Regions from separate parts of the Homo sapiens genome. Here region 1 is linked to region 2. Evidence: read pairs that join two places in POLR2A ChIA-PET (ENCODE). Cell type or tissue: GM12878. All regions are shown on one strand. Region 1 overlaps KDM1A (lysine demethylase 1A). Region 2 overlaps LUZP1 (leucine zipper protein 1).

Region 1 (2,500 bases), 94 kb before region 2:
AGATTATTTTGGCTGTTCTGAATGCTTTGCATTTCCATATGAATTTTAGGACCAGCTTGTCAGTTTCTGCAAAAAGGGCTGCTGGGATTCTGATTGTGATTGTGTTGAATCTGCAGATTGTAAGTTTGGGGCACACTATTAGATTTTACTGTTATTTTTTAAGCTATCTCCTACAAGAAAGATTTCTTTTTTTAGCTAACTGATTAATTTTTTGGAGGCAGGTTCTCACTCTGTCACCCATGCTGGAGTGCAGTGGCTCAATCATAGCTCACTGCAGCCTCAACCTCCCAGGCTCAAGTGATGCTCTTATCTCAGCCTCCTGAGTAGCTGGGACTACAGCTGTACACAACCATGCCTGGCTAATTTTTTATTTTTTGTAGAAATGGCTTCTCCCTGTGTTGCCCCAGCTGGCCTCGAACTTCTGGGCTCAATCATTCCTCCTGCCTCAGCCTCCCAAAGGGCTGAGATTACAGACATGAGCCACCTCACCCAACCAAGATTTTTTTCTTTGTAATTCTCCTGTGTTTATTTTAACTCATCTTACTTACCCTGTTTTTTAATCCCCCATTGTAATTAGCTCTTAAACTTTCAGGAAAAAAATTAGTTATGTGTTTGTTTGGGGCAGCAACTACTAGGAAGCTAGCAACTATCCAGTCTTGGGATCCAGAGGAAACAGACTTTAGAGGATAGAGTATCCATTTAAGGAATAAAAAGCAAGCTGAGGCCAGTATAGATAGGCCATGCTTCAGTAGTTCTTCAGTGTATGCAAGGAAAAAAGTGCATGTATTTTATGACTTGGGAGCTTATCCAGTTTTGAGGACTGTACTTTAACAAAATTATATCATTACATAATTAAAATTATGTTTAGGGTATTGGAAGGAGTTCATGTAATTGAGTGTCCCTGAAGCTTCAGTTTCATTAGTTTCAGAATAAATTCACTTTTGGGCATGTGTATGCTAAAATTATGGCAAAATATTTAAGGTTTTAAATTGGTAAATTGGGTTGGAACTTCACGAACACCATACTCCTTTAGGAATGGTGGCCTTGAGCTAGGCCATGAAATGGCAGAATTTAGAAAAGTGTTCTGGAAAAGGGTGGACTTTTTGGAGTTTAAGTATTTCATCTTCCTCTGATTCATTTTCCTCAGGTAAATAAGCCCTACCTTGTAAAGTTTAGATATAATATAAACAAAATGCTTATTGCAGTGTTTGGCGTATAATTAGTAGGTGACCAGTAATTAAGATACTACCAGTGGAGAAAAGGAAGTGGTTTGAGAAGCATCAGGGAATCCAGAGTGGACAACTGAATGTTGAGAACAATGGACAAATGAATTTAATTAGAAACAGGAATCATCTAGGAACAAGATAGATTGAAGGGACCAGTAGCGTTGGGGTTGTAGAGTTGTGTCCAGGTTGTAGTGAGCATTAGATTCTTGCTGTCCAATATGGTAGCCTGTAGCCACATGTGGCTATTAAGTTTAAATTGAAATTAAAAACAGTTTCTTCAGTCACATTAGCTACATTATAAGTGCTCAATATAGCACATGTTGAAGCCACAGAATTGGAAGCACAGATAGAGAAGTTTTCCATTATGACAAAAAGTTCTATCAGACAGCCTTGAACTAGATTATGAAGTGCAGACCATAAGTGCTGTGAGACTTCAGAGAAGATGAAAGATTTTTTTTTTTTTTTTTTGAGATGAAGTCTCACTCTTTTCCCTCAGGCTGGAGTGCAATGGTGTGATCTTGGCTCATTGCAACCTCCACCTCCCGGGTTCAAGCAATTCTTCTGCCTCAGCCCTCAGAGTAGCTGGGATTACAGGCACCTGCCACCACGCCCAGCTAATTTTTGTATTTTCAGCAGAGACGGGTTTCACCATGTTGGTAAGGCTGGTCTAGAACTCCTTACCTCAGGTGATCCACCCACCTCGGCCTCCCAAAGTGCTGGGATTACAGGCATGAGCCACTGCACCTGGCAGGTGTATTTTTTAAATTTAGAATAATTAAGAAATAATCTTCAGAGGAGGTGGACCTTGAATATATGGCATTGGATTAACAGAAAAAGATGGAAGTAGCTTTAGGGAACTTAGAGGTTGGTAGAGCAGCATTGAGGACTTTTTTACTCGTGTGTTAGTGATTAGAATTAAGTTTGAATTCAGGCCAGACATGGTGGTTCATGCCCGTAATCCCAGCACTTTGGGAGGCCAAGGTGGACAGATCGATTGAGCCCAGGAGTTTGATATCAGCCTTGGCAACACGGCAAAACCCTGTTTATACAAAATTATAAAAATTAGCCATGTGTGGTGGCATGCGCCTGTAGTCCTAGCTACTCAGGAGGCTGAGGCAGGGGAATCACTTGAGCCTGGGAGGCAGAGGTTGCAGTGAGCTGAGATCACGCCACTGCTTTCCAGCCTTGGCGACAGTGAGACCCTGTCTTAAAAAAATAAAAATAAAAATAAAAAAGGCAGTTTGAATAGTCAAGGCCAGAGAGTGTATATGCTG
Region 2 (2,500 bases):
ACTATGTCTATCTCCTTCTTTTACTAAGTCACACTTGCCAACATGTCTCACGTCAAAGTCTACATTATTAAAAACAAACAGGAGGCTGGGCACAGTGGCTCACGGCTGTAATCCCAGCGCTTTGGGAGGCCGAGGCGGGCAGATCACGAAGTCAGGAGTTCGAGACCAACCTGGCAAACATGGTGAAACCCTGTCTCTACTAAAAATACAAAAATTAGCCAGGCGTGGTGGCGTACGCCTGTAGTCCCAGCTAATCAGGAGGCTGAGGCAGGAGACTTGCTTGAACCCGGGAGGTGGAGGCTGCAACGAGCTGAGATTGCGCCACTGCACTCCACCCTGGGCGACAGAGCGAGACTCCATCTCAAAAAATAATAATAAATAATAAATAAAAACAAACAGTCATGGTGGCTTGCGCCTGTAATCCCAGCACTGTGGGAGGCCAAAGTGGGTGGATCACTTGAGGTCAGGAGTTCGAGACCAGCCTGATCAACATGGTGCAACCCCATCTCTAAACACAAAAATTAGCTAGGCATGGTGGCACACATCTGTAGTCCCAGCTACTCAGGAGGCTGAGGCAACGAGAATTGCTTGAACCCGGGAGGCGGAGGTTTCAGTGAACTGAGATCACACCACTGCACTTCAGCCTGGGCAAGAGAGCAAGACTCCATCTCAAAAAAAAATTAAAATTAAAATTAAAACTCACTCACATTCACACACCAGGTAGTACAATGGGCAGTAGAATCCTGAGTTCTACTCTTGTCTCTCCAACTTACTAGAATAGTTTCCTCATTTGTAACACAGAAATGACAATGTGTCTTGACTACAAGATTATAAGGACCAAACAGAAGAATGTATGTGAAAGTACTTTGTACACAATAAAACATGGTTATTGTCATAGGTACAGTGGGTCTACCTTTGGCCAGTTTAGGTGTTAGGTTTTACTTTAAAAAGGCCTCAGTTCTACAATACTCTATTTCTGTGATCCAAGGCTGCCTATTTCCAGTTCAAGTCCTCTTCTTCCTGGCAGCTGAAAATTTTATATTGTCATCCTAATTTCACTTGATTCCCTGATTTTTGCAAGGTTCCTCAAATTTCTCTAACCAAATGGGCTCCATGTCTCCAAAATGGTAACTAAAGACCACTAGAACTGATCACCTCTACCTGTCCTTTTGGTTCTAATATTCTAAGATTCTTGGGCCTATGTTCCCAATGCACTTTGTCTGTATCTCTACTTGAGCAATTTTCTTAGTCTACTTTGCATTACAGGTTTATCTGACACCATCTCCTAAAGAAAAAGCCACAGGTAGGTTGTCCTATGTTGTTTTATATTCCCCGTAGCAATTAACGTGGAGCTTCACAAAAGTATTAGTTGAATTGACTTGATGCTAATTTCTCATTTTTTTATACTTACTATCCCTACTACACCATAATTATAGACCACCTTATTCTTTTGTACTGCCATTGGCCTGGTACAGTGTGAAATAAACAGTCAACATTTTTTTTAACGACCTGATGTGACTAGCTCTTTTTTTTTTTTTTTTTTTTTTTTTGAGACAGGGTATCACTCTGTTGCCCAGGCTACGGTGAAGTGGCACAATCACAGCTCACTATAACCTCGAACTCCTGGGCTCGAGCAATCCTCCTGCCTCAGCCTCCTGATTAGCTAGGACATAACTGAAAGTGAAAGCAAGTATGACAACTCAGATCTTAGTTTTAGCTTTAAAAATAACAAGCTATGGGTGTGACCTTAGGCAAACTGCTTCATTTCTCCAGGCCTCATTAAGATATCTCTTACAACTTTTAAACAAAGTCTGGAGAGGATGTTGAGAGGAATCAAGTAAGAATAAGCCCTTCTGAAAAACCCTAGGTTTATCTCTAGTATAGCACTTATCATTCTGTATTATAATTGTCTACTTGTTACTCTCCTGTACCAAACCCCGAGCTCCTGAAAGGCCAGAATTATGTATTTCATCTCTGAATCCAAGCATGTGCATAGAACGTGGCACACAGTAACAGTTCAGTAAATGTTCAATGGCCAAACTACTGAAAATTATAAGTGCCTATACTTACGAAGACTCTTATGTATAAATGGACTTATATAAACTTATAAGAAAGAATAATTCATCTCCCTCATGTACAACCCTTTCAAATAACATTAAATAAAAGTATTTTTCTTATTATCACCAGCTCAAGTCCAGGTTTTGTTTTTTGTTGGTAGTTTTTTTTTTTTTTAAAGACAGAGTCGTGCTCTGTCACCGAAGCTGGAGTGCGGTGGAGCAATCGTGGCTTCCTGCAGTCTCAACCCCCTGGACTCAAGCAAATCCTCCCCGCTCAGCTCCCAGAGTAGCTGGGACTACAGGGATGTGTCACCACAACAAGCTAAGTTTTGTAAGTTTTGTAGAGATGGGGTTTCACCATGTTGCCCAGGCTGGTCTCAAACTCCAGAGCTCGAGCAATTCACCCACCTCAGCCTCCCAAAATGCTGGAATTATAGACATGA

What was found. Peaks named below come from ENCODE experiments on the same cell type or tissue, not always from the same donor. Only the 100,000 strongest peaks of a DNase experiment are listed, where the experiment ranks them.
Region 1: POLR2A ChIA-PET joins it to region 2 with 7 read pairs; 9 of 35 experiments call an interaction of 5 or more read pairs at or near these places.

What each region holds. Positions count from the first base shown.
Region 1 is chr1:23,023,654-23,026,153 of GRCh38, forward strand. The region is part of intron 1 of KDM1A (lysine demethylase 1A); the gene reads left to right. Among named protein-coding and RNA genes, the nearest start is that of KDM1A, 5.4 kb to the left of the region's middle. In GM12878, no CTCF peak of the experiment used is centred here; no DNase peak of the experiment used is centred here.
Region 2 is chr1:23,117,727-23,120,226 of GRCh38, forward strand. The region is part of intron 1 of LUZP1 (leucine zipper protein 1); the gene reads right to left. Among named protein-coding and RNA genes, the nearest start is that of LUZP1, 50 kb to the right of the region's middle. In GM12878, no CTCF peak of the experiment used is centred here; no DNase peak of the experiment used is centred here; H3K27ac peaks cover 213 bases.